Linked DNA regions of Homo sapiens: region 2 is linked to region 1. A link is a contact called in ENCODE Hi-C or POLR2A ChIA-PET data. All regions are on one chromosome and are shown on one strand. Each heading gives the region's core, a stretch centred on a gene start or an enhancer-like site at or near the end of the contact. The rest is flanking DNA. Distances are from core to core; before and after follow the strand shown.

Region 1 (4,563 bases), core at 1,217-3,716:
CTTTATTTCTCTTTCCTTGCACAATTTGTTTTGTTGGTTTCCAGAGTGCCTGAACAATTTGAGTACTCTTTTGGAACATTTAAAGCATAAACTGTCACACATAAACAACACTTAAAAATGCTAAATGTCCATTTAGATGGTTTTCTTTCCCTTTGTCAGCTTTGCAAGATAAACAGGTGCCCAATTCCCACTAATTTTATTTGATTTTCAATAAAAGAGTTCAACTGTAAGGAACATAACAGAGCTACTAAAGCCAACGTCTTCCATCCTTGTGTCGGGTCTCCAAACGTCCCCCAAAATTATCTTTAAAAGGCCAAATTTATGCTATTTTTTCCAATATATACTAAAAGCAAAACAAAAGTCTAAAAAGCTTTTACTTCTTAATTTCTGAGAGAACTGAAGATGCCACCGGAGTACCCTGTGTACGCTCAATAGGGCTGACCAAGCCACTTTCCAACGTCATTTGCAGCCCCCAAGCCCACAGGGGCCAGGCCACTGTCGGGAACAAATGGGAAATACTGCACCCAAACGAATGCGCTCCCCACCAAAGAGGACTCTACTACAAAGGAAATATATCCCCGGGTGCTTGGGAGAAACTTCAGCGTGGGCTGTTGTCAAACACAGACACAGTCGGTAAAACAATTTAACAAAACGCCTTTTCACTTCTGACACACAGTAGAGGAATGCTGTGAAGTGGAGACAATGTTATCAGTCCACCAGGAAAAAGGGAAATCCACTCAACTCCCAAGTCAGGCCCGGCCCCGCAGCCCAGCCACATGGAACCAGCCCGGGATAGGTAGGAGCTGAGGTCCTCGCAGGAAAACTTTTCATTCCGCGACTCTTCCAAGGTTGTGCTTTCCAGAGCCCAGCAAGTGGGATCAGCTCAGTAAATGCTCGCAAGCGAGTGCCAAGTGCCAGCGGTGGCCCTCCCGGGAACGCCTCCCCGACCCCAAGCCGGCGACTCCCCAAACCCTGCAGCCCCCGGACGCGACGGGCCGCCCCTGCCGGCCCCTACCAGCAGGGGACATGGAGGAAAAGCCCCCCGCCGCTGTTCCGCCCCCGCCCGAGTAAGGGAGAGGAGGCAGAAGGCTCGCAACCCGCCTCTGTCGGAAGGGCAGTCACGAAACTCTCCTCACACCAAAAGTTCCCAGTCCCCGGCCTGTGCCCCCGGGGCCTGGGAGCCGGGAAAGGCCTGGGGCTGGATTTCCCGGCCTGCGCCCCCCGCGCGCTGGCTCGGGGCTTGGCTGGGTCTGCAGACTCCGGGGAGGCGCCCAGGGCCGGCCTATGCGCCGCTGCCCGGCTCGCCCCGCGCTACCGAGGCCGGAGCTCCCGGGCGGAGGGTGAGGGCGGGGGCCGCGGGACCCGGCTGGGTGTCCCAGAGGCTGCGCCCCGGCCCGCGCAGAGAACTTTGGCGCCCGCAGTCCGGGGCGGGGGGCGCCCGCGAGGCCCGACCGGCCGCACTTTCCCTTTCCCCGCCTCCCTGCGCCTCTCCTCCCCCTTCCAGGAAGCGCCATATTGATCCCGGCGCCGTCCCCGCCGCCGCCCCCTCCCCGCCCGCGCCCCCGGCCCCTCACCTTGGCGATGGCCTTCCGGTAGCGGGTCACCGCCTGCTGGATGAGGCTGAAAACTTTCATGTGGCCGTCCCCGCACGGCACGACCACCCGGGTCCGTCCGAAGCACACGGTCACTTTCATGCCGCCGCCGCCGCGGGCGGGCCCGCGCCCCTCGCCGAGCGCAGCCGGAGCAGCCGAGGCCGGGACCGAGGACGCTGGGCGCGGAGGAGCCGCTGGGGACTCGGGCGCGCGGGCGGCTAGGGGCGCGGGCAGGCGGCGGCGACGCCGGGGGGCCGCTCAGCTCGCATGCCCGGCCCGGCCGCCCTCGCCTCGCCTCGCTTCGCCCGGGGCTTGCCTCGCCTCTCCCCGCCGCGGCGCCCGCAGCCTCCGGCCACCTGTTCGGCGTCGCGGCGCGCTCGCCGGCGGCTGCCCGGGGCTGTGTGGCGCTGGCGCTCGCTCGGGGCCGCTGGGGGAGGGGACGGCGGGAGGGGAGGGGAGGGGAGGGGAGGGGAGGGGGAGGAGCAGGGCAGGGCACACAACACCGCGCACATGCGGCAGGGGGAGGCGCGGCCGGCTACCCGCGCGGGGCGGAGCGCAGGACCGCAGCTCGCGCCCCCGCCACCGCCCTCGGGGGCCGACCTCCTTCCCTCCTTCCCTCCCTCCCTCCCTCCCTCCGGGGGCGCGGGACCCCTCGCCCCAGTGCCAGCACGGGCAGGCGGCCGTCTGCCCCCACCAGCCCTGGCCCAGGCGCCCCCCAGCCCCCTTCACCCCGCCCGCCCAGCACCCTGCAGGGCTGCGTCGCCCCTCCTCGGGGACGCCCCTTCCACGCCTCCAGAAGTCTCCACGGAGCCCCCCTTCCCCTTTCTTTGTCACTTTTAATCCCATTCCTCGAACTGGAGGGTTTTGGGTGCAGGCGCTCCCGGGGAAAGCAGTTTGTGCTCAGTGCGGTGAGTCCCCTCCTCACCGCCCCGGAGGCTCCAGCCCGAGCCTCTCCGCCCGCGGGGACTCGAGCCTGCAGCTTGCTCGGCTGGGTTTCTGCCCTGCCCGCTCCCTAGCTCTGCTGCAGGGCCGGCAGCGGCAGTTCTGCCTGAAACGCAAGAATTAATAGTCTGCTCTGGGGAGACAGTGGGGAAGCCGTGAGCGACCGGGCCTTTTCCAGAGGCCACTATTTACCTTGAAGTTTCCTGTTGACCCTCTGCTGACCCACCCGCTTAAATAGATTAGAACTTAAACATCGCAATTCTGATACATTTATTTCTTTGAAGTTCTGCAGCATAAGGAATCCTAACGCGAATCCGTGAACAGTCTATTCCGACGGCGCAGAGAAATCTCACGCGGGGATCCCCACGATGTGCCGGCGCTTAACGCAGACGCCCGAACCCAGGGGAAGGCTGCGACTCCGCGATGAGTGACATGCGGGCTTGAGACGTTCTAAAGGAACGTGGACCGAGTTAGGGAACGTAACTGAAGCTCATTTTGTCTTAGTTATGGACTATGAGTCCTTAATAAATGTATGTCATTATGTTTAAAGAATGACAAATGTCTGCAAAGAGTGGTCCCTGTCCCAAGCCCTTTCCAGACTATGTGAAATTCTTTTTTGCCAGTTGTTTCCAAGACACGTGAAAGCAATCAAGCTCCCCTGGGTTGGCGCAGAACTTGAGCACTTAAGAGCTGGAAGAGCTGGCGATCGACCATCCATCCCACTCCACCTCCAATCTTAAAACAAGGAAACAAGACACGAGGTTCGTCCGCTTGCCACACTCCCTGCGCTTTGCAGCACCGCAGCTGCCCCAGCATAGTGCAGTTTCTCCTAGGAAACATTGCCCTTCCTCTCCTCTCCCAGCCCTGGACCACCACTTTCCACCACCTGTCCCAGCAAATCAGTGCAGTGGTGTTAGCCCCATCTTACTCCAGGACATTGACCCAGGGCCAAAGTCACTTGCCCAAGGCGGCAGAGAAAGCTCAAGGCAGACCCAGAAATAGTCTAGGTTTCCCTCCTTCCACTCAGCCATGGGAAAGGCTCCTCCTACTGCTGTTTGGCTGCAGCACTAGACATTTCTAGCCAGTAATTAAGTTTGTGACAACGATGACAACAACTGTTGATGTGGGTTTTTTGCTTCTTACATAGATACTTGGATCCACAACAACAATTACTGATAATTATAGGTGTTGTTTCTGTTTTCATGCATTGGGAGAGTATACTACTAGTTTAGAATGTATACTACTTTATTTTATTTTGTGTTTTTTACATTTATTTATGTATTTATTTTTATTTATTTATTTATTTATTTATTTTGAGACCAAGTCTCGCTCTGTTGCGCAGGCTGGAGCGCAGTGGCGTGATTTCGGCTCAGTGCAACCTCCGCCTTCTGGATTCAAATGATTCTCCTGCCTCCGCCTCCCGAGTAGCTGGGATTATAGGTGCCCGCCACCACGCCCAGCTAATTATTGTATTTTCAGTTAGAGACAGGGTCTCACCATGCTGGCCAGGCTGGTCAATCCGCCCGCCTCAGCCTCCCAAAGTGCTGGGATTGCAGCGTGAGCCACCGCGCGGCAGAGAATGTATACTAGTTTTGATGCTACACTAGTTCAGAGGGGTATACTAGCTTGAGTATAATAAATTAGAGTGGGGCTTTCTCAAAATAATTCTAATCGAAAGTCATTTTTCAGTAATAACCAGAGTACATAGGACATCACACTGATCTAGGTTCAGATCCATATTTGGCCACTTACTAGTGCCTTAGACACAACAGTCACTCTTTCTCCAGCCCGTTTTATCAGCTGAAAAGTAGAGAAGTAGAGCTTATCATATCCATATCCATCTCATAGATCTCATAGGTTATGAGTCAGTCTTTCTTTTTTTTTGAGATAGAGTCTTGCTCTGTTGTTCAGGCTAAAGGGCAATGGCACAATCTTAGCTCACTGCTGCCTCAGACTCCCAGGCTCAAGCAATCCTTCCTCAGCCTCTAGAGCAGCTAAGACTACAGACAAATACCACTATGCCCAGCTA
Region 2 (5,205 bases), core at 1,811-4,310, 240 kb after region 1:
AAACTATTCATTTGAAAGGTTCTGCTAGTGTAAATAGCTACTGACAATACAAGTATTTTAGGCAACAACCCATGAAATCTATACATGAATATATACACTTTTCAAAATTCACTACACCAAAATGAAGGGTCCACTCAGCATTTACAGACAAATTAAAAACGAAGACAACCAAAACAAGACAACAATTTTGGGAAACAATTAAACACATAATTCCTGGCCAGGCGTCGGGGCTCACGCCTGTAATCCCAGTGCTTTGGGAGGCTGAGGCGGGAGGATCACTTGAGGCCAGCAGTTTGAGAGCAGCCTGGGTAACAGCGAGACTGTCTCTTAAGGAAATAATAATAATAACTCCTAGAAAATTGACTCCAAAGTGGTATACCCACAACCATTTACACAAGCTCCATCTCCATATTCACTAGTCAAGGCTCTAGACTCCATGGCTTACAACCTTGATGTACCATTTGATATTTTAGTGTCCTCTGACCATAAGTTACAAGATCATACTCTTTTTTTTCCCCTTTAAAATGCCATTTATTCCTTCCTCTCTATCCTCACTGTAACTCTCAAAATTTCATGCTGAGTTTCCAACCATGCCTTCCAGCTAAGGAAAGAGGAATAAGATTGAGAGACAAAAGTAAAAGGTAAAGAGGGGATGGCCTCTCCACCTAAGTGCCCCATCCCAGATATTCTGAGGGTAGTCAGTCCCCTTTCATCCGAGTCTCAGCACAGACACACCTTTCAGGTGTGCCCTGAACCCCAGAGGAGTTAGCCTTCACTTCCCAGCCCTAAGCAAGTAACTATTTAACGCACAACTGTTTTACTTTCTTCACAGTAATTGCTACTATATGAAATAATCCTATGCTTTTATTGGTTTCTTTTTTTGTGCATTCATCTTCTCTCTAGAATGTACAGTATACAAAGCAAGAACCTCCTCTTGTAGACAGCATCCACAGTAGTGGCAGGCAAAAGTCAAGTCCTCAAAAAATAATTACTGAATAAATAAATGGATAACATTCCAGACAGCAAGGATAGCAAAAGCTAACAGTAGAACACAAACCTGGAAAAGCAGCCTGCAGCCAGATCATAAAAGCCATGAATACCAGGAAATAAAAGTAATCACTAACATTTATTGAGATCACCTGTCAGACACAGCCCTAAGCATTTTATGTGGCTGAATACTATAAGACAGATGTATGTGGTACTCCTATGATCATTTTATACATAAGAAAGCTGCAGCCTAGAGAGGTTAAAGAGCTTGCCAAAGGTCAATCGGCTCCTAAGTGGCAGGGCTGGCACAGAAACTCAGGAGAGGTCTTCCACTCCCATTCAACATCGGCTGAGGGTATATCGTGTGCCAGGTCAACATGAGGCACTGGAAACACAAAGATGAAAAGCAAAAATATGGTCTCTGCCCACACAGAGCTCACTCTGTGGTACAATATACAAACAAATATAAGATTTCGTCAGGAGCGGTGCTCCCTCAGTAGAGGGTACTTAATTGTCATATTACCATTTACATATGCCTTCCAATACGGAATCTGCTCCAAACCAGTTTTCTTTTCTGGTCACTGGCACCAAGACCATTCCAGTAACCTCGCCTAAAACATCAGAATCACTTATCTCATCCTTCCATTTTGCCTGCTTTAATCAGTCAGTCTTCCTGTCTTCCTAAAGTATGCATCACTTCCTCTCACTACTTCCTTTGACTTCCAATCTACTTGCTGACCCTCTGCCCCGATTATGTGGAACACTTTTATGACTGGGCTCTACTTCAGTTTCTGGCATCTTTAATTCATCTAAAAATTCTGCTGTCAGGATGTTACTTTCCTATTCAGAATTCTACAGGAGCTTCCTTTACCTACATAATAAGTGTAAACTGCCTAGCATAGAAGCAGATGCTAAATCTGCAGATCAGGCCTGCATTCACTAATCCATTCCAAAGATCTAGATGTATATTCTTGAGCCAGGTATTGATTTAGTGCAGCTTTACATGCTTTGTATCTGCAAAGACAAACCAGTATTATCTTTTCCTCACAGAATAAAATTTAAACTAACTTACATTAACTATGTCTTTCTTATTGCAGATTTTTACTCTTGGTAAATTTAAGCTTGAAATACAATGTTTTAAAATAAAGTCATGGCCAGGCACGGTGGCTCATGTCTGTAATCCTGGCACTTTGGGAGGCTGAGGCAGGCAGATCACCTGAGGTCAGGAGACCAGTCTGGCCAACATGGTGAAACCCCGTCTCTACTAAAAAAATACAAAAATTAGCCAGGCATGGTGGTGGTTGCCTGTAATCCCAGCTACTCAGGAGGCTGAGGCAGGAGAATCACTTGAACCCAGGAGGCGGAGGTTGCAGTGAGCCGAGATCGTGCCACTGCACTCCAGCCTGGGCGACGGAGCAAGACTCCGTCTGAAAAAAAAAAAAAAGAAAAAAAGAAAATAAAGTCACAATTTAAAATATAAACAGTGCCATTTTTCATTTTAATATGGACACCATTCTTATTTTATAAGTCACTGTAGTATTTTACAATCAAATTTATTAACCACATATTTGCTTCTTAATAAAGACATGGGCTGGACGCAGTGGCTCACGCCTGTAATCCCAGCACTTTGGGAGGCTGAGGCAGGTGGATCACTCGAGGTCAGGAGTTCGAGACCATCCTGGCCAACATGGTGAAACCCCATCTCTACTAAAAAAAAATACAAAAATTAGCCAGGTGTGGTGGCGCGTGCCAGTAATCCCAGCTACTCAGGAGGCTGAGGAAGGAGAATCACTTGAATCTGGGAGGCGGATGCTGCAGTGAGCCAAGATTGTGCCACTGCACTCCAGCCGGGGAAACAGCGAGACTCGGTCCCAAAAATTAGTAATAAAATTTTTAAAAAAAGAACATTTATGATTCATGGGAGAAGGTCTAAATATCATTATGAACAGGTGATTAGAAGATGCTGATTCTATAAAGGGAAATAAAATCTCAGGATTCCCAAAACTCCTATGCCAAAACAGGAATTTAACCTTGGAGGCTGAGTCATGCTAAATGGCCATCCTCTTCCTGGACGAATAACTCTTACAAGTTTGTGTCGAAACATTATATATTAGCCAGACCCCCGTGGTAAGGCAAAAAGCCTCAGCCATTTCCTGATGACTAACCCGCCTCAAAAAGTCACTCATTCGTAAATTCTTTGCTAGCCTCGAAACCATTAAAATGTAAATCCTCCCATAACACAAGGACAGGTCCATTGTAACTCCAGATCTGTAGTCTAAAGTCTAGTTCCTAAAACCTAAGGTCTGCTAGCATCCACCTGATAAGTGTCGATTCTTAGCTGATAATTCCCAGGCACAGAGCAAAGGCAAGATGAGAGTAATCATTCCTTCCCTGAGATGTCTGCACAACTGTTTTCTTCTTCTATTTCCTTTTGCTTCAAAGGTTTATCTTATATAAAATGTAGATTTACTGGGCATTAATTAGTCTCACAAGTAGGTAACCATTTGCCTCACTGCCACCACCCCTCATGTTTTAAGGAAAATGTATAAACACTAACCCTCCTAAGAACCTCTTTGGACAAAACAGCCACAGATGCATCTGTGCCTTGCGTTTTTCCTGGGAGCATCCTTAAGCTAGCTCAATAAACCTTGATTGAGACAGCTGCCTCAGTCACTCAATTCAGTTAACACTTCCAACCCTCATGGATGAGTTAGGGGGTCAAGACTTCAGGGGAGGAAGTGACTGGAGGTGTGGTGGAAACATCAAGAGAACTCAGAAGTGGATCCTGAAGATGGGACTGAATTGCTGCAATCTCATGATATAACTTGAATGGATAAGGAGTTGCTTCTTATGGATGAGAAAGTGGTTTCTTGAGACAGAATCTACTCCTAATAAGACGGTATGAACATTGTTGAAATGACAACAAAGGATTCAAATATTACATAAGCCTAGCTGATAAGGTGGTGGCAGGGTTTGAGAGGACTGACTCCAATTTCGTAAGAATTTCTACTGCAGGTAAAATGCTATCCAACAGCATTGCACCCTAGAGAGAAATCTTTTGTGAAGAAAGAGTCAACTGATGCAGCTAACTTCATTGTTGTCTTATTTTAAGACATTGCCACAGCCTCCCCAACCTTCAGCAACCACCACCATGATCAGTCAGCAGCCATCAACACCGAGGTAAGAAGACTGGCAAAAGGATTACAACTTGCTGAAGGCTCAAATGATCAACAGCATTTTTTTTAGCAATAAAGTAATTTTAAATTAAGTTGTGCACATTTTTTTAGACAATGCTACTGCACACTTAACAGACTACAGTATAGCATAAACATAACTTATATGCACTGGGAAACCAAACAACTTGTGTGACTTGTCTTACTGCAATATTCCCTTTACATGTGGTGGTCTGGAACTGAACCCACATCATCTCCAAAGTATGCCTGTACAAGAAGATTGAGAATAGAATCTACTTAAGTGAAATACCATGTTTCTGGAACAAGATTATGGTAGAATGAAGTGGTTAAATGGATGGGCTTTGGATTCAGACTGATCTGGGTTTAAATCCTGCCTTTGTGATTCATTAGCTGAGTGACCTTCAACAAAATCATGCTCTCAGCATTGCTTTCTTCCTCTGTAAAAAACAGAGATACTAACTAACTCATATCATTTTACACACACATACACAAACACATATTAAATAGGCTGCAACATTTACTAAAAGTTCACAAATAGCACCAATTTAATAGTACTAATTTAGCCAGGCACAGTGGCTCATGCCTGTAATCCCAGCACTTTGGGAGACTGAGGAGGGAGGACTGCTTAAGCTCAGGAGTTCAAGACCATCCTGGGCAACATAGTGAGACAGCATCTCTACAAAAAATGAACAACATTAGCCAGGCATGGCGGTGCACACCTGTTGTTCCAGCAACTGGGGAGAAGGGTGTTCGAGGTGGGAGGATTGCTAGGGCCCAGGAGGCTGAGGCTGCAGTGAGCTGAGATCATGCAACTACACTGCAGCCTAGGTGAGATCCTGCCTCAAAAAATAAAAAATAAAAAAAAGGACAAAATAAAAGAAAGAAAAATAGAAAAAGAAAGAGAAGCAATCCAGGCAGATGGAACAGCACCAGGAAAGGCAGGAAGATGGGAGAGACCATGGGCCATTAGGAAACTACAAGTAATTCAATATGCCTAGACCATGGGGAATGCAGAACTTCAAGG

Evidence for each region. Hi-C counts contacts between places; a loop is a spot of excess contacts on that map. ChIA-PET counts read pairs that join two places held with the same protein, here RNA polymerase II (POLR2A). Pooled maps may share reads with other maps.
Region 2: a loop to region 1 is called in a pooled map, with 2.0 times the contacts of the local background. The contact joins the enhancer-like site here to the promoter of PARD3-DT in region 1. A Hi-C loop is called at or near these places in 1 of 50 pooled maps. POLR2A ChIA-PET finds 5 or more read pairs at or near these places in 3 of 52 experiments (BJ, RWPE1 and WTC11).

Annotation. Positions count from the first base shown.
Region 1 is chr10:34,813,302-34,817,864 of GRCh38, forward strand. It overlaps PARD3-DT (PARD3 divergent transcript), which reads left to right and starts at 2,467. Exons shown (of 2, transcript NR_108043.1): 1 at 2,467-2,500; 2 at 2,819-3,121. PARD3 (par-3 family cell polarity regulator) reads right to left here and starts at 1,995. Exons shown (of 25, transcript NM_001184785.2): 1 at 1,575-1,995. The coding sequence starts at 1,694. RefSeq lists silencers at 1,234-1,513, 2,034-2,203, 2,294-2,343.
Region 2 is chr10:35,055,236-35,060,440 of GRCh38, forward strand. All of the region lies in intron 4 of CUL2 (cullin 2), which reads right to left. Among named protein-coding and RNA genes, the nearest start is that of MIR3611, 22 kb to the right of the region's middle. Within about 2 kb of position 3,061, at least 4 of the 41 ENCODE cell types and tissues checked have a DNase peak (open chromatin) inside an H3K27ac peak, as active enhancers do.